Regions from separate parts of the Homo sapiens genome. Here all the other regions are linked to region 1. A link is a contact called in ENCODE Hi-C or POLR2A ChIA-PET data. All regions are on one chromosome and are shown on one strand. Each heading gives the region's core, a stretch centred on a gene start or an enhancer-like site at or near the end of the contact. The rest is flanking DNA. Distances are from core to core; before and after follow the strand shown. Region 1 holds the start of LINC01353 (long intergenic non-protein coding RNA 1353). Region 2 holds the start of RBBP5 (RB binding protein 5, histone lysine methyltransferase complex subunit). Region 3 holds the start of TIMM17A (translocase of inner mitochondrial membrane 17A). Region 4 holds the start of PPP1R15B (protein phosphatase 1 regulatory subunit 15B).

Region 1 (5,657 bases), core at 2,014-4,513:
TGTAATGGCTTACACCTATAGTCCCAGCTACACAGGAGGCTGAAGTGAGGGGATCCCTTGAGCCCAGGAGTTTGAGGCTACAGTGCATTATTATTGCATCTGTGAATAGTCATTCACTTCAGCTTGGGCAACATAGTGAGACCCCATCTTAAAACAAAACAAACAAAAAATGTTAGTCCCCTTCTCCCTTGCCCCTACTTCTCCTGGAACGGGGTGAGTTTCTTCTCAGACCCAAGTCACCTGAGGAAAACCCTTTCTGGCCTGCTGGGATCTTTTCCCTGTTCTTCTCCCTCCCACAGCTTCCAGAGACCCTGGTCTCATTGTCTGTTCTCTTGCCTGCCTTCCTCTGCTAGACTGGAAGCACTCTGAAAACAGATATCTCAGCACCATTGATTTTCCAGTATCGGGTCAATGTCGGGTGTATACCAGCTGCTTGGAGAATGTTGAATTTAACTAAACTGATAAAATCCTTTAAAAAGATGTATATAAGACCAGTAAGTGGAAGGCAAATGACACAAGATGGAAGGAATTAGGGTAATTTGGCACAGAGAAGGTCATCCCGGCTGTCCAAGCTCACGGCTATCTTAGGTACGGTTAGTCCGACATCCTCACTTTATAATGAAGAAGTCTGAGACCCAGAGAGTCGGTGGCTGAGCCAGAGAGTTCACCAGGCTCCTGACTTCTGGCATCATGCCGGAGAGCTGGGGCTGGGACTGACGGGCTCTGTCCCTCTCCCCCGTGAGCAGGGCAGGATGATCCTCCCAGGCCAAGTGTATGGAGAGGGTCTGTGTCTTACTCCCAATTCCTCAGAATCAGTGCAGGGTGACCCTAAACCCAGAAAGCTCTTGTGACTTTGAGGCCAGCACCACTGTCCTCAGGGCACCTGGAATTTCTTGTTAGCAGGCTGGATGTGCACTTGACTCTGCAAATTTTGGCTCTAGCAATAAGGCCACGTACTTCCTTGATTCTGGGAGGTCAAGCATTAAGTGGGAGTGTTTTTGAAGAGGGAAGAGGATGAGCCACGTCTAACATGGCCAGCCCTTTCCCTGCAGTGCCTGCTCCAAATAACAAACTGATTCAACCTGTCATTAAGTCATCCTGTTATTATGGACTCTGAACTGGTCCTCCATGGAACCACCTTGCAGCTTCCTCAGTGGAATGGCCTGGGGCAAAGATGGATAGGATCCTTCTCAGTAGGACAGGAAGTGGGAGACCCGTCCCAAGGTCCCAGTTGCCTTCTCTGATAAGATCTTTATAGCCTATTCTGTGGGATCATCATGAAGATTAAATAACACAATAAATGTGAAAGTTCTGGGATATAATATAGTTATAATAAATATATGGCAGGATAGGGACTGAATGAGTCAAGTCAGGGACACCTTGGCCAGGTGGGTTTCTTAGTTTGAAAAGGTTCTCAGACCTTCCACTTCCTAATACTCCCAAATGGCTCTCATCACCCCATTGCTGTTGATGAATGTCTCCTGTGGCTTTTAGTCCACAGGAAGGAACTGAGCATTCTCCTCTTGCTGAACCTGGAGCTCAGAGGCCAGGAGAAACATAATATATTATATATAATGTCATATATATTATATATTGATCATGCCTATTACCCCAGCACTTTGGGAGGCTGAGGTGAGTGGATGGCTTGAGCCCAGGAGTTTGAGACTAGCATGGGCAACAAGGTGAGACCCCTTCTCTTAAAAAAAAAAAGAAAAAAGAAAAAAAAAGAAAAAGAAAGAAACAAAGGTGTCGGAATCAGGGAGAGAATTTCTTTTCATAATGGTAGAGAAATTAAACTAGGAAGCCTCTTAAGTAAAGTTCTTTCTTATAATAACAATACTGAGCCCTAAGTGTTTTGCACATAGTAACTCATTAATCAAAAACAATCCAATGTGATAGATATCATTGTAATTTCTACTTTATGGATGAGGCAACTGAAGCACAGCGAATATTAGGTAACTGTTAAAGATAAGATTTGAACCCAAGCGGTCTGGCACAGCAGCCGGAACCTCCGACCACCCATCACACAGTTCCGCCTCTATTAGAAGAAGACCACTCTGGTGAGCTTCCTGGGGGAGGAGAAACTCTTGTTACAATAATCAATAATCAATCAAATTTCCAAGGAGATTTCTCTGGACCTTTGGAGGGAGATTCAAAAGCCCTTCTCCATCCCACTTCTAGGTCTGCTTGCTAAGTCAGGAATAAAGCTACCCTGGATCTTCTGGAACTTTCTGTTCTCTGAGGCAGGAGGGCATTTCTTTGGCCAGGACCTCCCAGCTCAGAGGCTCATTGGCCCCAGAAACATGGGTGGCCCACTGGAGGTGGGCTGTGCCAGTTGGCTTTCAGACGGGAAGCTGCTGGGCACGCTTGTTCTCCACCACACCTCTGCAAGGTGAACCTGGGACTGGGAGGGACAGCCTGCTGAGGACTGAGAGCGTGGGACACTTATGACTGTCACACTCCTTCTCTGCAAATCTTCCTCTAAAAGGCTTCCCAGGGCTTGGCTCTGCTTGGTTCTCTGAGCTCCTCCTGCAGGCAGCTGCCTTTCAGTTCACTATTGTATCCCAGTGAATCCAAAATTAGCTTGATTCACAACAGAAAATGAGCACAAAACCCCTCTATAGCCAGAGAGTGATTGTCTACAAAGTCCTATGTGGTAGAAATAAGGCTTTGCCCCAAGGAGCCATCTGGCTGTGTGCCCTCTCCCACACGCACACTTCCATTTGGCACACTTATTGTTATCCTGTGCTGTGAGGGAACAGAGGTACTGGCCACGGATCCATTGCAGAGGAGCCAGCTTATACTCCCACGGTGCTAGGAAGGAGGCGGGACAGGTAAGACAAGCACACAAACCATGGAAAAAACTGGAGGAAACTTTCCACACCTCTTAAGCAACTGGTGCATTTCCCTGTGGTGTAGGTTGAGTAAGTAAGCCCGAGGAGAGAGGATGGGGTGGACTCAGATGCCCAGGGAGGCAAGTCTTGGTTTGGGGTTTTCAGGAAGGCAGGGCCACTTGTAGAGATTGCAGCTGGTGGTGAACTGGGGTCTGTGGAGGTGGCAGGCAGAAATAGCAACTCGTGTGTCCATGGTGGCACCGTTTTCAATGCGCCTTCATAACCATATCTCGTTTGATCCTGACAGTCCCTCTATAAGCAGTTTGCCACTGTCATTTTTCAGATGAAAACATCGAGGCTTAGAGGGGTTTCTGAGTAGCTGAGAAGTCAGGACTTCACACTCCCGATCTTTCCCCTGGCCTCCAGTTTGCCTGGCAAAGTCACAGGAAGTATCTCCATGGCACCGCATCAGCCCTCACAGAGCAGGAAACCTTGATTTCTACAGAGGCTGTTTCCTCCCAGCCTTGTGCAAGGCCCACTGCAGAGACAAAATTATGGTGGCCAAAGTGTGAATGCCAAGGCCACACTGGTAAGAGCCAGTGGCTGGGCAGCTGCAGTCACCCCACCGAAGGTAGACGGGTGTGGCTCAGTGGCAGGCAGAGGCTGGTCCCCACAGGGAGGAGGAGGGAGCCTGTGGGCGGCCCAGGGGCTGCCCCTCTGTCCCCAGGGGAGTGGGTGGAGGCCTGAGGGGGACTGTGCTGAGATGTTTGGTCATCAGAGGTCTGGGTGGGGGGTTGGGGAGGTAAAGCAAGAGTCTCTTATTTTTAAACCAATCAATGAGAGGACAGCTGTTCTTTGTTTCCATGAGCTCAGCAGAAGAGGAAATGGTTTGCCTGTGCGGTGGGGGAGGAGGAGAGGGTAGGGTTTTAGGTTAGTGCCCTGGCTGTGATGAAGTGGAACTTGTTACCCAAGGACTTCCCTTTTAGGCAGAATGTCTGCTTTCCTACCAGGAAGAGTGGCTTGGCCCTCTGCTGAGGCTCTCAGAGGTTCTCCCAGCCTTGGGATCGCTGAGTAAAACCAGTCAGCACCATGTCACCCTATGGAGACTGGTATTACCTTGCGCCTGTGTGTGGTGACAGCGGGCATCCTTTGGCCTGCATAGCAAAGGGCCACTCCCCTCCTTTCCTCCTGTCTCCCTTCTTCCCCAACCCCTCTCTCTTGGAGGACAGAGTCTGCTCCCCTAAATTCTACTGGGTTCTTTTTCAGGCCTCCATCCCTGGGATTTGCTGGTAGAAGAAAGGGAATCAGCGCTGACTGAGCTCCTACTATGTGCCCTTCCTGGGCCTGGCACTGGAATCACAGGATGAATGAATAAGGCATATTTCCTGCCCTGAGGAGGCGTCTATAGGGGAAGTCGGAATTAAGGCACCTCCAGAATTCTGAGGTCAAGGGAATGTCAACAGAGCTGTGAACAAAATGCCCAAAGCCATGAAAATCTACAGAGAGAGACTCGAAGGGGAGGAATGGGGTAGGAGCTGGTGCCGAGGATGAGAGGGGAGAATTCACCTGGTGGAGAACTGATAGGTGGGGGCTGTTTTCAAAGTATTTTCACAAACGTTTATTCTCTTGACTCTCACAATAAACGAAGCCAGCCAGAAAGTATTCTCCCCATTTCAGTGATAAGGAAATGGAGGCTCAGAAGGGTGGAATGGCCCAGGGCAGGGCAAAGCTGGGGTGGAAGCATCGGTCTTGTGCTTCCACACTCATTGCACTTTCTTCCAGGCCAGGCTGAGGTCGGGATGGTGGAGGAGGTGGTGGAGGTGATGAGGTACCAGAGCAACCTCGAAGAAAGCTGAGAGGCAGGAGACCGCCAAAGGCAAACTTGGAACACCTGGTGACTCCGACTAACTCTCCATGTGGTGTCCTTGAGGACTTTTATGATACTGCTACCACTGCTAATAGTAATAAAAGCCACTATTTAATGTGTTTACTATGCGCTGGGTGTGCAAATATTGTGGAAAGAGTGAACATATGTGCAGAATGCTTAATAAACGTGATCTCCTTTTATCTTCAAAAGAACAATACAGGCCAGGTGCGGTGGCTCATGCCTATAATTCCAGCACTTTGGGAGGCCGAGGCAGATGGATTGCTTGAGCTCAAGAAGTTTCAGACCAGCCTGGGCAACATGGCAAAACCCCATCTCTACAAAAAAATACCCAAAAAATTAGCCAGGTGTGATGTTGCCTGCCTGTGGTCCCAGCTACTCCAGAGGTTGAGGTGGGAGAATCGCGTGAGCCCAGAAGGTCAAGGCTGCAGTGAGCTGTGATCCTGCCACTGCACTCCAGCCTGGGGTGACAGAGTGAGACCCTGCCTAAAAAAAAAAGAATCAATACGATTAATACTTTTACTTCTATTTTTCAGACAAGGAAATTGAGGCTCAGAGAGGTTAGGAACTTGCCAGAAGACCTACCAGCAAGTGGCAGAGCTAAGGTCCCATCTGACCCCAAAGCCCACCCATAACCGCTATGCAGTACTGTCCAGGCAGAAACACAAACATTACCCCATTGTTTTTATTCTTCAACACCTTTGGTATCATCCAGTCCCAGGACACTGGCTCCTGAGGAAGGAAGGCCCCTCCCACATCCTTTAAAATTCCCAGGCATAAAACCATGTTCACCAGCCACCGTGAGGGTAAGCCTCAGAGACAGGGACCGTGCCCACAGCCAAAGCAAACTTGCCACATCCTCGGCCAATGCCCTGCCAAGGAGGGCCACTAGCTATTTTTCATGCCTCAAACTCCCACTCTATCACAGCACCCAGAGC
Region 2 (5,657 bases), core at 1,700-4,199, 1.8 Mb after region 1:
AGAGTCATTTTCAGAGATTGTTATCTTTCGGACCCAGGCTTCTTTAATTTGTCTAACCTTCCAGTGCTAAATATTCCTTCCTGGCTGGGCACAGTGGCTCACACCTGTAATCCCAGCACTTTCAGAGGCCAAGGTGGGCAGATCACTTGAGGTCAGGAGTTCCTGACCAGGTTGGCCAACATGGTGAAACCCAGTCTCTACTAAAAATACAAAAAATATAGCCAGGTGTGGTGTTGGGTGCCTGTAATCCCAGCTACTCGGGAGGGCTGAAGTAGGAGAATCGGTTGAACTTGGGAAGCGCAAGTTGCTGTCAGCCGAGATTGTGCCACTGCACTCCAGCCTGGGCAACAGAGCAAGACTCCGTCTCAAAAGATAAATAAAAATAAATATTCCTTCCTAAGTTTTATCCTAATGAACCTTCTGTATCATTCAAGAAAAGCCTTTTGCAAGATCCTGCTACTCTTTCAAAGTACTAGCGTTATCACCTTTCTTCCATCCTTAAGTTTTTACAAGTAAGCGTCAACCTTTTGCCCTTGTCTCCCACACCATTCTAAAATCATTGTAATCTGGTTTCTGTTCCAGCTGCTGAGGAGTCCCAAGCTGCCAAAGGACTAAACAGAGCAACCCATTCTCAGCCCTCAGACTCAACTGCTCTGATTGGCTTCTATGAAGACGCCACACCAATCTGTACTCTCTTCTTCCTCTACATAGATTAATACATGGAAGGCACTTGAAAATCTGCCTAGCTCAGAGAAAGTACTTTATAACCGTTAGCTAACTTATTATCTCCACTTATTCCTCCTCTTAACCTCTAACTACAGATTGTGTGCTTGGCAATTTTCTTTTCTCCCCCTCCCACTTTTTCTCTAGATCATGTCCTCTATTCACAAGGTTTCAATGAGCCCATCTGAAAGAATACAAATCTCTCCCATAAATCCAAACCTGTCTCCTGACCCCTAGACCACATTCAGCTTCTCCAAAGCTGTCTTTTTCCAATGACCTTACACTTTATCAACAGCATCATTATTTGCTCTCACCATTTTTCACGTCACTCTCTTACTCATCAGCACTATATGCAATCTATTCTCAAATTTGTCATCCCTACCTCCTCAATGTCTTTTCTATTTCCTAGCTCAGGCCTTCCTCATCACTCATATAATCTACCCCTCCAAACTGGTTTTACACTCCTCCAAAACTCAACTCCACATTGCTGTCAGACAAACCTTACAAACTCATAGCTCTGATTGAGTTACTAAGTCAAAATCCTTCAATGGATCTACCCTACCTTCCCTAAAAAGCCCAAACTTTTGAGCTAGGCATTCGAGAACCAACACAAAATAGATGGCACCGATCCCATCCCCTGGCATTCTCTTTATCCACAACCTGGCCAAGCAGGAAAATTCTTTAGGTCTTCTCTCACTGATGCCTACTGAACATCCCTCCCATATTTTCATACTTCAGCCTGTTGATATTTTACCAACCTTAAAAATCCACTTAAGGCCGGACACTTTGGGAGGCTGAGGTGAGTGGATTGCTTGGGGCCAGGAGTTTGAGACCAGCCTGGCCAACACAGTGAAACCCCATCTCTGCTAAACATACAAAAATTAGCCAGGCATGGCAGTGCGCACCTGTAGTACCAGCTACTCAGGAGGCTGAGGCACGAGAATCACTCGAACCCAGGAGACAGAGGTTGCAGTGAGCCAAGACTGTGCCACTGCACTCCAGCCTAGGCGACGGCGCGAGGCTGTCTTAAAAAAAAAAAAAAAAGTCCACTTAAAACTCCAACTCCTCCACAGGTTTGGGGGGTTTGTTTTTCCTGGTTGACTTCTTCCTTTACCCCAAAGACATTCACTCTCTGTTCCAAACATTCTTAGCAACTGGTAATGACTCTTTCAGGCCTGCCTACATTCTGCAATATCCTACAGCTATTTTACATAATCACCTTAAACTCCCTGCTTAATGAAAAGCTCTTTAAGGGCAAAGACCATTTTTTATGTATCTTTGTAGCCCTTTTGACAATTAACATATCTTCTGACTTTTTTAAAAGAGAAACCTAACCATTAGGAACAGCAAGTAGTGCAGAAGTCCTTGAAAACCTCAGCTACCCCTAGAATACCATGCTAAATGTCACCTAATGGAAGTCCAGGAGAAAGGACCTACAGTTTTTAAATAATCTGGATAGGAGGTAAGGAGGCAATGACTCAAAGTGAGGGCGACAAAAGACAACTCCCTCCGTATTTCACACCTCAGTGTTTTACACACCGTCCCTAGCAAAGGACCTTAAACAGAAAGTTAGGATAATTGGATTCCAGTGCCAACTATGCCATTTACTTGCTTAGTGCCTAGCCATTACCCTCTGAGCCTTTATTCATCTGTTCAATGAGAAGCTTCTACCAGAAGATCTCCAAGTCCCCTCCTTAGACTTCTCTTTTCTACAAAAAGATTAACCTGTTCAGGCACCCAATTCCCTGACAAGTCTTCAAAGCTTCATCCCAAGCCTCACTTCTTCAAATTCCATCTCCAACAACTCTGGTCCTGGCTGCTCTGGGTACTTCAACACCTGCGATCCTCATAATCAAAGCTAAGTCACAAACTGTCTGTCCCCATCGCTCCATAATTGATATGAAAGTGGCCTCGGGAGGGGCAATGCAACCTACTCGGGCAGAAGGTGGGCTTCCTCCTCCCGCTGCTGCTCCACATCAGGTGTGCCCAGTGATCCATAGCCGAACAGTGTCCCTAAGATTGCAGCCTGACTCCCCTCCCGCCTGGGTTCCCTCCTTTCCAGTACCCAACGCTTCTCTAAAACGCAGCCACAGCCCTTCTCACCCAGCAACTCGAGGTTCATCCCTGCGGACTGTGGCCGCCCGGTCTCAGCTCCGGCAACAACACCTTCTCCCCGGCCGGCTTCAGCAACTTGCGTCTAAGTGGTGGACGCCGCGAAGAGACTGGCGCAAGCTCCGAAGACTTTCGGCCTTAGAAGGCCCCGCGGCTTCCGCTTTCTTCCCCCGCCTTCCTTGTTCGTTTCAGGTGGGCTGCCCAAATATATGCCTGACCAAAATCAAGCATACACTCTCTCGGAAACAATTAATTATGATCTTTGCTGAGGTACAACAATGTTATCGTCACTAGGGACTTTAAATAGCGCGACAATTTAAGATTATTTGCTCCGGGAACATGTAGGTGAGGTAGAAATTCCAGGCATACAGTTAACCTACTAGTTCTTGCCCTGTTGTGTGTTCAGCGGCGTTGTCCGGGCGGGCTACCTCAGACTCCGCAGGAAAGGTTCCGGACAAGTCCTGCTAATGCAAGAAACCAGGGAAGGTCGTCCCCTAGTGCTCGGGTGTGTAGCGCCGCTGACCTCACCAAGGCGCGTACTTACCCTGTATGTAGGTGGCGTTGCAGGGTGTTTCGGTCTCGTGAAAATTATTTCTCATTTGTAAAGATATGCTATTGATCCTACAGAAAGGTACGACAACATATGTTAGGCCTGTCTGTGTTAAGATAATAAAAACCTTATTATCTAAGGTTTTACCCTTTACCAAACAGTGTTGACAGGGACGCTGTGAAAAAGACTGTGAAAAAGAATTGGAATGAGGGGTGGACTGAGTTTCCCGGAGCTCAGTCATACAGAACTCCAATGAAATACCCAAAGCAATTAGAGAAGTCCAGTTACTGGTATCTAGCGAAAGAGCAAATTTTATATGAACAAATTCCTACTATAAATGCTGTGGCTCATCAGAAAAAGGAAACAACGTCAAAGGCTCGCTGCAGAAAATAGTACTCGGGCTAGGTCTCCGACAATGGAAAAATACACATACACAAGTTTATTAATCGCAGTATTGTCTGCAATTGCAAACTTTTGGAAACAATAATGAAACTTTTGAACTAGGGAGCCCAGCATTTTCATGTTGCCCAGGGCCCTGCAAATTATGTAGCTAGTCCAGTCTGCCTCTACTTGACAAATTTGCAGAAAAAGCAGCCTCATTCACACAGTGCACCCTGTCCCTGGGCCCCAGTTGATTGCTCTTTCAGTAAGCCCCTGACCTAAGCTCAACCCAATTAAATTCCTTTCCCAAGAATTTGGAATGGGAATTAAGTGGCCCCCACAGTCTGACACATCGATTGAAGAGAGTAAATGTGAATTAAGGAGCTATTTAAAGCGCCTAATAATAGATGGACACCATGGTAGTTGGCTGCAGGTTGCAGAATGAAGCAGAAGTCCAGAAACTAGTCAAAGATAATACTTGGTGTATCCAATTAGTTCCCAAGAACATATTACATTAATGTCTTCTATTTCCATTATCCTTGGACCTTTATAAAGTATGTCTTTTGCAGCCGGGTGCGGTGGCTCACGCCTGTAATCCCAGCACTTTGGGAGGCCGAGGCGGGCTGATCACCTGAGGTCGGGAGTTCGAGACCAGCCTGATCAATATGGAGAAACACTGTCTCTACTAAAAATACAAAATTAGTTGGGCGTGGTGGCTCATGCCTGTTATCCCAGCTACTCGGGAGGCTGAGGCAGGAGAATCGCTTGAACCCGGGAGGCAGAGGTTTCAGTGAGCCAAGATCGCACCATTGCACTCCAGCCTGGACAACAGAGTGAGACTCTGTCTCAAAAAAAAAAAAATCCACAGTTTTTCTACTCTCCAAAGACAAAGGAAAACTTTGCATAAAGGCAAAAGCAACAAGGAAAAATATCGTGTGAAAACCACAGCCTAGTTTCCTCTAAATTCTCTGACTCTACTCTCAAATCCAAAGTAATCATATATATATGTATTTAGAGATATGGTCTCACTCTGTTGCCCAGGCTGGAATGCAATGACGAAACCATAGCTCACTACTGTAACCTTAAATTCCTGGGCACAAGTAATCCTCCTGCCTCAGCCTCCCAAATGCAGGGATTACAGATTACAGCTGTGAGCTACCACGCCTGATTCCAATGTAATAATTTTTACAGATTGGATGCTAATATAGCTAATGAAGTTAAAATTAAAGCTGTTAAAAATAAAAATAGTGAGGCCAGGTGCAGTGGCTCACACCTGTAATCCCAGCACTTTGGGAGGCAGAGGCCAGGCGTATCACGAGGTCAGGAGTTCGAGACCAGCCTGGCCAACATGGTGACACCCCGTCTATACCAAAAATACAAAAAATAGCCAGGTGTGGTGGCGCATGTCTGTAATCCCAGCTACTAGGGAGGCTGAGGCAGGAGAATCGCTTGAACCCAGGAGGTGGAGTTTGCAGTGAGCCAAGATCATGCCATTGCACTCCAGCCTGGGCAACAGCAAGACTTCATCTCAAAATAAATAAATAAATAAAATGAAAATAAAAATAGTGTTAGAAAACCCCTGAGGAATTTTCTTTTCTTTTCTTTTTTTTTTTTTTGAGAGGGAGTCTTGCTCTTGTCGCCTGGGCTGGAGTGCAGTGGCGCAATCTCAACTCAGCACCCGGCCCACTGAGGGATTTTCAGTACACCTTTTTCCTCACACCTCTTTTTCCCTTTCTACCCCTCCAATCCTATTTGGACTTTCTTTTTTTTTCTTTTCTTTCTTTCTTTTCTTTTTTTTTTTTTTTTTTGAGACAGAGTCTCACTCTGTCGTCCAGGCTGGAGTGCAGTGGCATGATCACAGCTCACTGCAGCTCAACCTCCAGGCTCAAGT
Region 3 (5,657 bases), core at 2,238-4,737, 1.3 Mb before region 1:
GGGCCACCACAGTCCCTCAGAATTCTTTAAGACTAACTAGGGGGAGATTAGAGTACCAATCCTTCTAAACCTTTCAAAAGGCTTCTTTTGAACCCTTTTCAAAAGATTTCTTCACTTAGCACCCTGGAACCAAATGGAAGTGAATATTTTTGAGAAGACGTGACATCTTTCTCCTGGGCCTTGCCCAGCCAAAAATGTTCTGTTATCTGTTGCAATTAAAAGAGAGCAAAGAGTAAGAAGTCTCTTTCCTTAAAGTTTCTTTGGCCACTTGAGCGGAGCTTCCCAGAGCAGTAAACTCCTTTAGGATAGGGACTGTTGGAATTAAATGAGCTGGGGAACCACAACCTAGAAACTGGACTTCAGCTTTGTAAACTCCGAAACTCATTATCACTGTGATGGTTAATTTGATGTGTCAACTTGAGTAGGCCATAGGGTGCCCAGATTAAATGTTGTTCTGGGTGTGTCCATGAGGATGTTTCCAGATGAGAATAGCATTTGAATTGGTAGACTCGGCAAAGTAGATTGCCCTCCTCAGTGTGGCTGGGCATTGAAAAGGCCGAAGAAAGAATTTGCCCCTCTTTTCCTGCCTCACTATTGAGCTGGGATATCTCATTTCACCTTCTCCTGCCCTCAAACTGGGATTTACATCATCAGCACCCCTGGCTCTCAGGCCTTTGGACTTGGACCAAACTGCATCACTGACTTTCCTCCATCTCCAGCTTGCAGACACAGATTATTGGACTTCTCAACCTCCATAATCATGTGAGCCAACTACTCATAATAAATAAATAAATAGGCTGGGTGTGGTGGCTCATGCCTGTAATCCCAGCACTTTGGGAGGCCCAGGTGGGCAGATCACGAGGTCAGGAGTTTGAGACCAGCCTGGCCAATATGGTGAAACCCCCATCTCTACTAAAAATACAAAAATTAGCCAGGTGTGGTGGCGCACACCTGTAGTCCCAGCTACTCGGGAGGCTGAGGCAGAAGAATCACTTGAACCTGGGAGGCAGAGGTTGCAGTGAGCCGAGATCACGTCACTGCACTCCAGCCTGGGCAACAGAGTGAGACTCCATCTCAAAAATAAATAAATAAATATTAATTTTATGTATATATATATATATATATATAGAGAGAGAGAGAGAGAGAGAGAAACAGAAACAGAAGGATATATATATATTTGCACACAATAAGATATATATATGTGTGTGTATATATATATCCTCTTGGTTCTGTTTCTCTGGAGAACCCTGACTATTCCTGGTGATTTAGTCAAAATAACTGATCTCACAAGAGGCAGATACATAAGCCAGTATTAACTACCAAGTGGAGAAGAATAGTTATAAACACAGGCCAGGGTATTCTCTTCTATATCGAAATCTATTCAGAAGCCAAATAAGAAGAAGAAGATTGCATAATAAATATGGAATAAGAACAAAGGGAGGTAGCTAGAGCTAGAGCTAAGGGATATTTTATCTGGGTCCTGGTGAGAGTGCAAATCTCTAGTTACTAAAATATTTATACCCACCAGGTCTTCGGTGCTGACTAAATGTCAGATTCCTGCCCTCTGAATTCCTCCATGTCCCCTCTCCCACATTCTCTCTTTGGCCTGTACAATTAAATAGAGTTAACTATTCTTAATTACAGTCACATTCTGAACACGTCTTCTCCACCTTACACACCCAAATCAGATAACTAGTATGAACCATTCTCACGTGCAAGACACATTTATTGATAATCTTTAGTTCCATGGAGGGTTCGATTCATCTGCTTACTTTATTTCCAAGCTTTTGGAGAGACCCTCACTCCTCTTTGCAGTCTTCCTTTATTTATTTATTTATTTGAGGTGGAGTCTCGCTCTGTCACCCAGGCACAATCTTAGCTCACTGCAACTTCCACCTCCCACGTTCAAGCCATTCTCCTGCCTCAGCCTCCTGACTAGCTGGGATTACAGGCAACACGCCAGGCTAAATTTTGTATTTTTAGTAGAGACGGGGTTTCACCATGTTGGTCAGGCTGGTCTCGAACTCCTGACCTCGTGATCCGCCCGCCTCGGCCTCCCAAAGTGCTGGGATTACAGGCGTGTGCCACTGCGCCCGGCCTCTTCCATTATTTATGACATTGACTTTTCCGTAAAATAAATATATACATATTTTTAAAGTTAATTACAAACGTACAGAATGGAGAGGAGCACTTTAACAGCCATCACATGATTGGGATTTTGTTGACAGTAAACTAAAAGCTCCATGGGTCCCAACCTTTTTTTTTTTTTTTTTTTGACAGTGTCTCACTCTGTCACTAGAGTGCAGTGGCATGATCACAGCTCCCTGCGGGGTAGATCTCCTGGGCTCAAGCTATCTTCCCGCCTCAGTCTCCCGAACAGTCAGGGCTACAGGCACGTGTCACCACGCCCGGCCTGGTCCCCATAAGTCCCCTCTTCTCCGAGCCAAACATCTTCACACCTTCTGGTGATCATTAGTGGAGAGGCCTGTGAGAGGCTCTGGTGTCAATGTCCCTGAAATCGAGGGCTCCAAATTGGTCATGGCTCTCCAGATGGCCCAAACAGTTCCAGTTCACAAACATTTATTGAGCATCTACTACATTCCAGGCACTGTGGTTATTATAAATCACTGAGACACTGTTTGCCCTAAAGGAGCTACGTGTATTTGGTAACAGCTTCACAGTAAGTGACGAATAAGATAGCATTAATCCACATTTGACAGCAAAAGTACCAAAAAAGAAAGAAAGAAAAAGAAGAGAGAGAAAGGAAAGAAAAGAAAAGAAGAGAAAGAAAGAGGCCGGGTGCGGCGGCTCACGCCTGTAATTCTAGCACTCTGGGAGGCCGAGGTGGGCGGATCACGAGGTCAGGAGTTCGAGTCCAGCCTGATCAACATGGCGAAACCCCGTCTCTACTAAAAAAACATAAAAATTAGCCGGACCTGGTGGCGCCCGCCTGTAGTCCCAGCTACTCAGGAGGCTAAGGCAGGAGAATCGCTTGAACTCGGGAGGCGGAGGTTGCAGTGAGCCGAGATCTCGCCGCTGCACTCCAGCCTGGGCGACAGAGCCAGACTCTGTCTCAAAAAAAAAAAGAAGAAGAAAAGAAAAAGAAAGAAAGAAAAAGGATGGAAGGAGAGAAGAAAAGGAAAGGGGGAAGGGAAGGGGGAAGGGAAGGCGGAAGGGAAGGGAAAGAAAGAAGCGTATTTAGGCAGTATCGCGTTGATTTCAGTCCACGGAACCTCTGGTGACCGGGTAGTGTGACTCCGTCATTGGTAGCCCCCCGCCCACACAGCCGGGACTCGCGGCCTTTGAGGACGTGGGCAGGGCCAGTCTCGCCACGCCGCGGCCAATGCCCCGACCACACGCTGGCCACAGGAGTCCTGGCTCCCATTGGCTGCAGCGGGAAATGGTGAACCAATGCTCATAGACCTTAACGCCCTCCTCTCGGGATCACTTCCGCCTCTGGGGTCAGGCTCCGCCCAGCTTGCCCGGCATCACTCGCGGCATTGGAGTCAAGATGGAGGAGTACGCGCGAGAGCCTTGGTGAGCTTCACCGCTGTCTTTGCATTTCTCTTGCCCCCCTGCCCACTGCCCTCCTTCTCCCTTGTCCAGGCTCCCAAGGTGCAAGCCAGACTCAACCGCAGCCTCGTCGACTTGGGCCTGGTAACTGGGCAATGCGGTCTTTCGCGGCCAGTCGGCTTCTTAGCCCTGTACTTAGTACCTCCCCGGCCGCGTGAGCCTCCCTCTCCCAACCCAGCACCCGTGTGACCTTGTGATGGATGGTAAGGAGGTCCAGACTTGAGTTTGATAGAACCTCGGAACCTCCTCCCAACGCAGGGCGTAATCGACTTTATGCGGGGCCAGTTATAATCCCCCCTGTTCGTCGAGGTGACCTTGGGCGCGTCCCTCCGTCTCGCCTTGCTCAGTTCCTGCGTTGAGGAACTGAAGAATAGGCATTTGAGGGAGTGTCATTCTTGAGGTTTTACTTGTATCATGATATGTGTCCACAGAGTGAAGCATTTTAAATGAATGGAACATAGATTTTAGCCAAGGGGTCTGGATAAGCTTCTTTATTGCGTGGGGCCTTGTTTTCCTTCTTGGAATTCTTTCTTGAGGGTAGAGGGGGACAAAAATTACCTGGGAAATAGGAAGAGGTAATAGCATGTGTTCTCTGAAAAGCCATGGACAGAAATTCATTGTTACATCCAGCGTTTATTGAGTATGAATAAACCAGACACATAGATAATTATAAAACGATGTAATTGCTGTCAGAAGTCTCAGGTTGCCAGAGTTTAAAGTTTCTAGGGTCATAGGTAAAAAATCAAATCTTGATATTTCGGTTAATCATTTGTTTTATTGTGTAAGAGCAACAACCAAGATGTCCTCAATTTGTGAAAGTGCCCAGGACCTTAAATTACTACTCTGGTATCCTAGCCTTGTTGCATGTTTTATGTTCCCCTCTCCCATAAATGGCATACAAAATATAAGTTTTAGGGTCTCCTGGCTCTTCAAACTTATCTTCTTCAAAGCAGTTATCCTCCATTCTGGATTGTGCTCAGATATGTAGGACTCAGCACACTGTAAATAGCTGTTTGATGTACTATAATGACACAGGTTAGCAGAGAGTTAAAATATTTAACTATGTTGAGTTAAAGATCTTAGAAAAATAAGGCCGGGTGTGGTGGCTCACGCCTGTAATCCCAGCACTTTGGAAGGCCGAGGCGGATCACGAGGTCAGGAGTTCAAGACCAGCCTGGCCAGTATGGTGAAACCCCGTCTCTACTAAAAATACAAATATTAGCCGGGCGTGGTGGCACGCGCCTGTAGTCCCAGCTACTTGGGAGGCTGAGGCAGGAGAATCACTTGAACCCAGGAGACGGAGGTTGCAGTGAGCCAAGATTGCGCCATTGCACTCCAGCCTGGGTGACAGAGTGAGACTCCATCTCAAAAAAAAAAAAAAAAACAACTTAGAAAAATAATGGGTTTTCATTTACTAAATCATTAGGTAGCCCCTTTGCTTTCTCTTAGTACGTATGCCCTGAAACAATATAATCAGTTACCTGGTTATCTTTGTAGTCAAAACTGCTTTGATTTTTTGACTGCCCTGTTTGATTACAGCATTTCCTCAAGTCATTTTATAGGCCAAATATTTATTGGTTGCAGTGGGCCCTGCAGTATAATCTGTTCCATTATAATCCTTACTGTATTGGCAAAGAAGATTTTATGGTTTGTGAATGAGAAATATGGTCTTTTTTTTCCCCCTGTTCTTAGCCCATGGCGAATTGTGGATGACTGTGGTGGGGCCTTTACGATGGGTACCATTGGTGGTGGTATCTTTCAAGCAATCAAAGGTTTTCGCAATTCTCCAGTGGTAAGTGGGTGAATGGTCTTATTTTATCATCACTTGCAACTTGGGTTTGATGATATTACTGGTGGTCCCATCAGTGGCTTAGAAATGTACTTCTAATATATTTTTTGTTGCTTCCTTTTTTTTGTTATAGGGAGTAAACCACAGACTACGAGGGAGTTTGACAGCTATTAAAACCAGGGCTCCACAGTTAGGAGGTAAGCAGAATTTTCATTTTAACTGAACTATTTTTTTCTGTTCCTTTGAAGATGGAGCTATTTTTATTTTTAGATTACAACAATTAGTGATTTTAGTT
Region 4 (5,657 bases), core at 1,026-3,525, 1.1 Mb after region 1:
GTACCGAGTCTGGACATTCACTTTCTTGGCTCCCCAACAGCTGCACCTTACAAGAAAGTAAGGTGTGACACTCAGAAATGGCCACAATGGACTCAGATGGGGTCTTTGAGTCACGACAGCCTTTCTCATTTTCCCCTGATGTTTGAAAAGGAGCCTTAAAATTTAAAGGGTTGTAGGGGTCATCAGAATTACAGAATGAGTTCCACAGTTTGAGACTCTCTGCTTCATCTGCACTAGATTCCCAGTCATCTTCCTCCCCAGAACTATGCTCAGGGGTCTCAGGAAGGCTTCCAGACTGGGAGGAATTCTCTAGATCAGACTTGCCAGACAAATCCTTCTCTGAATCAGAAGGCTCTTCAGGAACAATTCTGGCAGCAGTCTGAATTGTTGCTGTAAAGTTCTGGGGATTATAAGGATCTACACTGCAGAAAGAGTTCCAAAGGTGAAGCCCTTCAGGGTCTTGTTCAAGGTCTGAGTCTGACAGTGAGCTATCACTATCAAAACCATCATCCTCAGCTTCCTCATCCCAATCCTCACCTTCTGGATCAGAACTTGTTTCCAGGTCACTGGATGCACCTCCCAAAATATAATCTATCAGTTTGTTACTACAAGCTGGTCTGGCAGAAATGGGAAGGTCACCTTCTAGGTATGAGTAATCAACTACACTTATTCGGCCCTCTCCAGGCTCCTTTTCCATAGGTATCTCACTAGATGGACAGCCCTCAGAAGGGCTCTCTTCTTCCAAAGCAAGTGGAACCTCTGTAGTTAATAATTCTATTTTTTCTTCAGTGGATTCCTGGGTGTTTCCAGGAATGTCTCCAGCAGCAGGAACAAACTGTGTTGGGTTATCTCTGCAGTGTTTTGGATCCATCCGGAGAAGGCTGTGTTCCTCCTCCAGGCTGTGGTAGCCATTATCCTGGTCAGGGGTGGGTAAATCTTGCCCCTTGCTAGCCTGTTGAAGGAATTCCAGCCGTTTCATGCGAAGATGGTGAATTTCTGGTAGGCCTTCCGTAGAAAGAGGTGGACATCCCTGCCACGAGGCCGGAATGAGTTCTGCACTCAGCGGCTGGGGATGACAATGGTCCTCTCTCAGGCAGCTGCTCTCTGGGGTTAGTGTCTGGAAGCCGACTACCTCGCTATTTCCATCACTGTTCTGATAGCTGACTTCTAGCCTAGGAAAGCAGTCCAGGTAGGAAGGGTTCAGCAAATAGGATACCACACTGAAATTGTCTATGCGTTGAATGTTTAGAGGCCCAGAGGGCGAAGAGCCAAGTTCCCGGTTAGAGTACAGACGGGATTGAAGGCTACTGGGCAACAGCTCCACTCCCCACAGCTGCTGCTCTAAGAGAAAAGCCTGTGCTGCAGGGTCCAAAGCACTTCCCTTGGCCTTAAGCTCCAATTTTAGGTCTGGGGGCGAGTATTGCCAGTGGATCCCCTCCTCTAGCCAATCAAGGGGACTGGTGACCGAGGGGTCTGAGGAGTCGAGCTGCAGCGAACTCAAAGATTTCTGCGCTGTGGGGGCGGCTGGTTTCTCCCGTCCCTTCAGGGCTCTCAGGGCGCTGTAGACTCCAGCAAAATCTAGCCATCTGGTCGGAAACATTCCACCGAAAAGTTGGCTCCAAATTAGCACCTTCTGAAGCAATCCGGGGAGCGGCGCAAGGAGCTGGGAGAGCAGTTTCGTCCAGTAACTGACCCGAGTCTCGGGCTGGGCAGAGGAAAGCAGTGTGGGGTTCCCGGAGTTTTCCGGGCCAAGAGGCGTCGGGAACTTAGAAGAGCCTGCTTGCGATCGCCGAGGGAAAAAGGGTGGCCAGAACCGGAAGCCCGCCCGAGGGCCAAGCCGTTTCCGCGATCCGCCTGTCCCCGGCTCCATCTCCTTTTTCTTGACAGTCTCTCAGGTAGGGCCGCGGCGCTCAGCGGCTGGAGGTCGACGGGATTCGGAGGAAGCCTACAGAGTCTCGGCCTTGCCCAGCGGTGGCGTCGCTGCTCCAGGCCGATCTTCGAGCCAGCAGAAAAGCCACAGAGGGCAGCGAATGCGGCAGCGGGCGGCAGAACACAGGGAAGAACAGCCCGCGCAATAGGCGGCGACTGATGCGACTTCCATCCTGGCGGGGAAGGAGGTTCCCTAGTCGGCTCGACGCTTCAACACCATGGATAGGAGTCCCCCCACGGCCTCGGCGATGGTTTTCCGACTGACAGAGGGTTGAAAAGCCCCTGAGCAACGCGATACCGGAAGGACTGGGTAGGCCGGCTGGTGCGGTGGAAGCGAAGCCCAAAATGGCCGCAGGGCCCGCGCGCCGGCAGGACACCCCCCTAGACGCCGGAAGAGACGCAGGACTGTTGGGCGTCTACGTCCCTAGCGCCGCGCCGCCCAACGTCACTCGCAAAATCCCCGGGGGGCGGGCCTTTCCGCCCACTTCCGTGTGGCCGCCGATTGGTTTTGCCAGATTTCCCTGTCGGCTTCCTTACTCGAGGTAGAGCCGCACGGCAGCGTGAGGTTGCATCAGCCGGGGCGGGGGGGGGGGGGGGGGGGGGGGGGGGAATGCACGCATGCGCAGTCGTTTCTGTGTGGTCTCCTAGGAGACCGCCCCAACAGCCCTCTAGGTTAAAGGTCTTGGGGAGGGGAGGGGTTTTCAAAATAACCCGAGAATTTCCCGGAGGCGTTTTGATGGCCTAATACACACTGACGTGTGTACAGTCATCCCCTCTCATGAAATGGGGATTAGTTCCAGGACCCCGTAGACACCAGAATCCGCAGACGGTCAAGTCCCTTATGTAAAATGGTATAGTGTTTGCATATAACCTGCATACACCTTCCCAGATATTTAAACCATCCCCTAGATTAAGTATAATACCTAATACAATGCAAGTGCTATGGAACTAGTTGTTATACTGTATTTATTTGTATTATGTTTTATTATCTTTATTTTTCCCGAATATTTTCAATCCATGGAAGGTTGAATGCCCCGCGGGCCAACTGTAGGGTTATCGTAGTCTTAGATTTTTATTATTTATTTATTTGAGACAGGGTCTAGCTCTGTCGCCCAGGCTGGAGTGCAGTAGTGCGATCTCGGCTCACTGCAGCCTCAACCTCCTGGGCTCCAGTGAGCCTCCCACCTCAGCCTCCCGAGGAGCTGGGACTACAGGCTCGCACCACCACGCCCAGCTAAATTTTTTTTTTTTTTGAGACGGATTCCCACTCTGTCGCCAGGCTGGAGTGCAGTGGCGCAATCTCGGCTCACTGCAACCTCCGCCTCCCGGGTTCAAGCGATTCTCCTGCCCCAGCCTCCCTAGTAGCTGGTACTACAGGCGTGTGCCACCACGCCCAGTTAATTTTTTGTATTTTTAGTAGAGACAGGGTTTCACCATGTTGGCTAGGATGGTCTCGATCTCCTGACCTTGTGATCCGCCCGCCTCAGCCTCCCAAAGTGCTGGGATTACAGGCGTGAGCCACCGTGCTCGGCCAATTTTTGCATATTTTTATAGAGACAGGGTTTCGTCGTGTTGCCCAGGTTGGTTTCAAACTCAGCTCAAGTGATCTGCCCGCCTCGGCCTCCTAAAGTGCTGGGGTTACAGGCGTGAGCCACTGCGCCCAGCCTGACAGATATTTCAGGGTTCTCCTATTGTTCAGTACTATGTAGACCATCAACCTGAGATCTTATGTAAAAGTTGGGCAGTGCTGCGTACATACATGTCTGGTGTGGGGCAAACTAAACTCACAGAGAAGCAGCTCAGTCCCCAGAACTATTTACTCTCTTTTATGCTTCCAAGCAGGCAACATATTCAATTCATATTTATTAATACTTCCTTAGCAACCAGAACCACAGAATACAACAGCCAAAAAGGAAACATGGACCACTATCCTTTGAAAAAAAAAATGGCTGGTAATTTTAATTGCTGTATTTGATTATCTCTTGTGAGTTTGGTCTTAGTTCATTTCTTTATTTCTGCTAAAACTCTGTAATAGATACCCCTGAAGTCAAGTACCAATTACAGAGGGAGGGTGGCAGTTATGAGCACTAGGGACAGCAGAAAAATCTTTAGGGAGCTGGGAGGAGACCAGCAGCTCCTCCTGCCTTACTGGGCCTGTTCAAGGAACAACCACTTCTTTTTTTCTTTTTTGAGACGAGTCTCGCTCTGTTGCCCAGGATATAGTGCAGTGGTGTGATCTCTGCTCACTGCAACCTCCGCCTTCCTGGGTTCAAACTATTATCCTGCCTCAGCCTCCCTAGTAGCTAGGACTACAGGCACATGCCACCACGCCCGGCTAATTTTTGTATTTTTAGTAGAGACGGAGTTTCACCATGTTAGCCAGGATGGTCTCAATTTCCTGACCTTGTGATCTGCCCGCCTCAGCCTCCCAAAGTGCTGGGATTACAGGCGTGAGCCACCACGTTCGGCACAACCACTTCTTTCTAGGAAGCCAAGAGGACCTCAGTTTCTGTTGTTTATCCTGTATTATTATCCATACCTCTGGAAAATCTCAATCCTATGAACTTCAGAAAAATGTATTAATAATAGAGGTCAGTTTCATAATACAGATCCAAGTAGGCAAATTTGTTACCAGAAGCCTGTTTCTTGTAAAGTGAGGCTAGTAATTCCTCTTTCAATGGATTGGTAAGAAAACTAAGTTTTCTCAGTGCCTAGCCTAGACAGAGTAGGAGCACAAAGATTAGCTAATATTCTTGTGTGGTTCTGCTTTACAGTCTTCAGTTGTTTCCTCATTGCCTGCAGAATAAAGGCTCTATGCAGCCTGCCCTCCCACTGTACTCTTCCAGCCTCCTCTGTCACTTGTCTTCATGCATGTTATATTCTAGGAACATTGGACTTACCTGTACTCCTTGCTTCCTGCCTTTACTCATGCTGTTTCTCAGCCAAGAAAAGCTTCACCTTTCCTGTTACATACCTACTCATCCTTCAAGATCCAATTCAAATGTCAGCTTCTCCTTGAAGCCTTCATTGACCTTTCCAGCCAGAATTAATGGATCCCTCACAGTACTTATATTATTCCGCTCTATTAGAGCACTTAACACATTGCATTACATATACCTGTAAGTATTCTCTCTTGCTGGTCCCTGAATTCCTTGAGGGCTGTATCCAACTATCTAGAAAAGTGGTTCCCAAAGTATGGTCTGGGCACCCCTGGGGATCCTCCTTTGAAACCCTTTCAGAGGGTCCTTAAGGCCAAAAATATTTCCATAATAATTCTCAGCTTTTTTAACTCTCATTTTCTCATGTATGTACAGTGAAGTCTTCTGGAAGATACATGGTGTGTGAACTGTCAACAGAATGAATGCAAAAGCAGATAGATACGAGATTCTAGCTGTTTTATATTAAGCCAGATACTAAAGACATTTGGAAAAAATGTAAGACAATGCCACTTTTCTCACTAAGCTTTTTATGTTTTGAAAAATAATTGAACATTACCAGCCTGGGCAACATGGCAAAACCCTGTCTCTACAAAACATACAAAAATTAGCCAGGCATGACGGTGCACGCCTGTGGTCCCAGCTACTCAGGAGGCTGAGGTGGGAGGATTGCTCAAGCCTGGGAGGCAGAGGTTGCAGTGAGCCAAGATTGTGCCACTGCACTCCATCCTGGGCAACAGAGTGAGATCCTGCCTCAAAAAAAAAAAAAAAATTAACATGTAATTGGTTATT

What was found. A loop is a pair of places that touch in the nucleus more often than their neighbours do. ChIA-PET counts read pairs that join two places held with the same protein, here RNA polymerase II (POLR2A). Pooled maps may share reads with other maps.
Region 2: a loop to region 1 is called in a pooled map, with 13 times the contacts of the local background. The contact joins the promoter of RBBP5 here to the promoter of LINC01353 in region 1. A Hi-C loop is called at or near these places in 1 of 37 single-sample maps with no recorded cell type and 6 of 50 pooled maps. POLR2A ChIA-PET finds 5 or more read pairs at or near these places in 2 of 52 experiments (K562 and naive thymus-derived CD8-positive, alpha-beta T cell).
Region 3: a loop to region 1 is called in a map with no recorded cell type, with 16 times the contacts of the local background. The contact joins the promoter of TIMM17A here to the promoter of LINC01353 in region 1. A Hi-C loop is called at or near these places in 1 of 37 single-sample maps with no recorded cell type and 6 of 50 pooled maps. POLR2A ChIA-PET finds 5 or more read pairs at or near these places in 1 of 52 experiments (H1).
Region 4: a loop to region 1 is called in a map of B cell, with 11 times the contacts of the local background. The contact joins the promoter of PPP1R15B here to the promoter of LINC01353 in region 1. A Hi-C loop is called at or near these places in 3 of 168 maps with a recorded cell type or tissue (B cell, naive thymus-derived CD4-positive, alpha-beta T cell and sigmoid colon), 9 of 37 single-sample maps with no recorded cell type and 15 of 50 pooled maps. POLR2A ChIA-PET finds 5 or more read pairs at or near these places in 2 of 52 experiments (B cell and naive thymus-derived CD4-positive, alpha-beta T cell).

What each region holds. Positions count from the first base shown.
Region 1 is chr1:203,283,889-203,289,545 of GRCh38, forward strand. LINC01353 (long intergenic non-protein coding RNA 1353) reads left to right here and starts at 3,264. Exons shown (of 3, transcript NR_117097.1): 1 at 3,264-3,423; 2 at 4,101-4,418; 3 at 4,617-4,910. RefSeq lists enhancers at 3,070-4,269, 5,657.
Region 2 is chr1:205,119,029-205,124,685 of GRCh38, forward strand. RBBP5 (RB binding protein 5, histone lysine methyltransferase complex subunit) reads right to left here and starts at 2,950. Exons shown (of 14, transcript NM_005057.4): 1 at 2,827-2,950. The coding sequence starts at 2,845. RefSeq lists enhancers at 1,010-1,568, 2,732-2,911, 3,052-3,271 and a silencer at 3,633-3,927.
Region 3 is chr1:201,952,016-201,957,672 of GRCh38, forward strand. TIMM17A (translocase of inner mitochondrial membrane 17A) reads left to right here and starts at 3,488. Exons shown (of 6, transcript NM_006335.3): 1 at 3,488-3,537; 2 at 5,266-5,365; 3 at 5,496-5,559. The coding sequence starts at 3,512. RefSeq lists an enhancer at 3,477-3,766.
Region 4 is chr1:204,409,542-204,415,198 of GRCh38, forward strand. PPP1R15B (protein phosphatase 1 regulatory subunit 15B) reads right to left here and starts at 2,276. Exons shown (of 2, transcript NM_032833.5): 1 at 1-2,276. The coding sequence starts at 1,870. RefSeq lists enhancers at 1,253-2,087, 1,394-1,543, 1,804-2,503, 2,514-2,563 and a silencer at 2,022-2,468.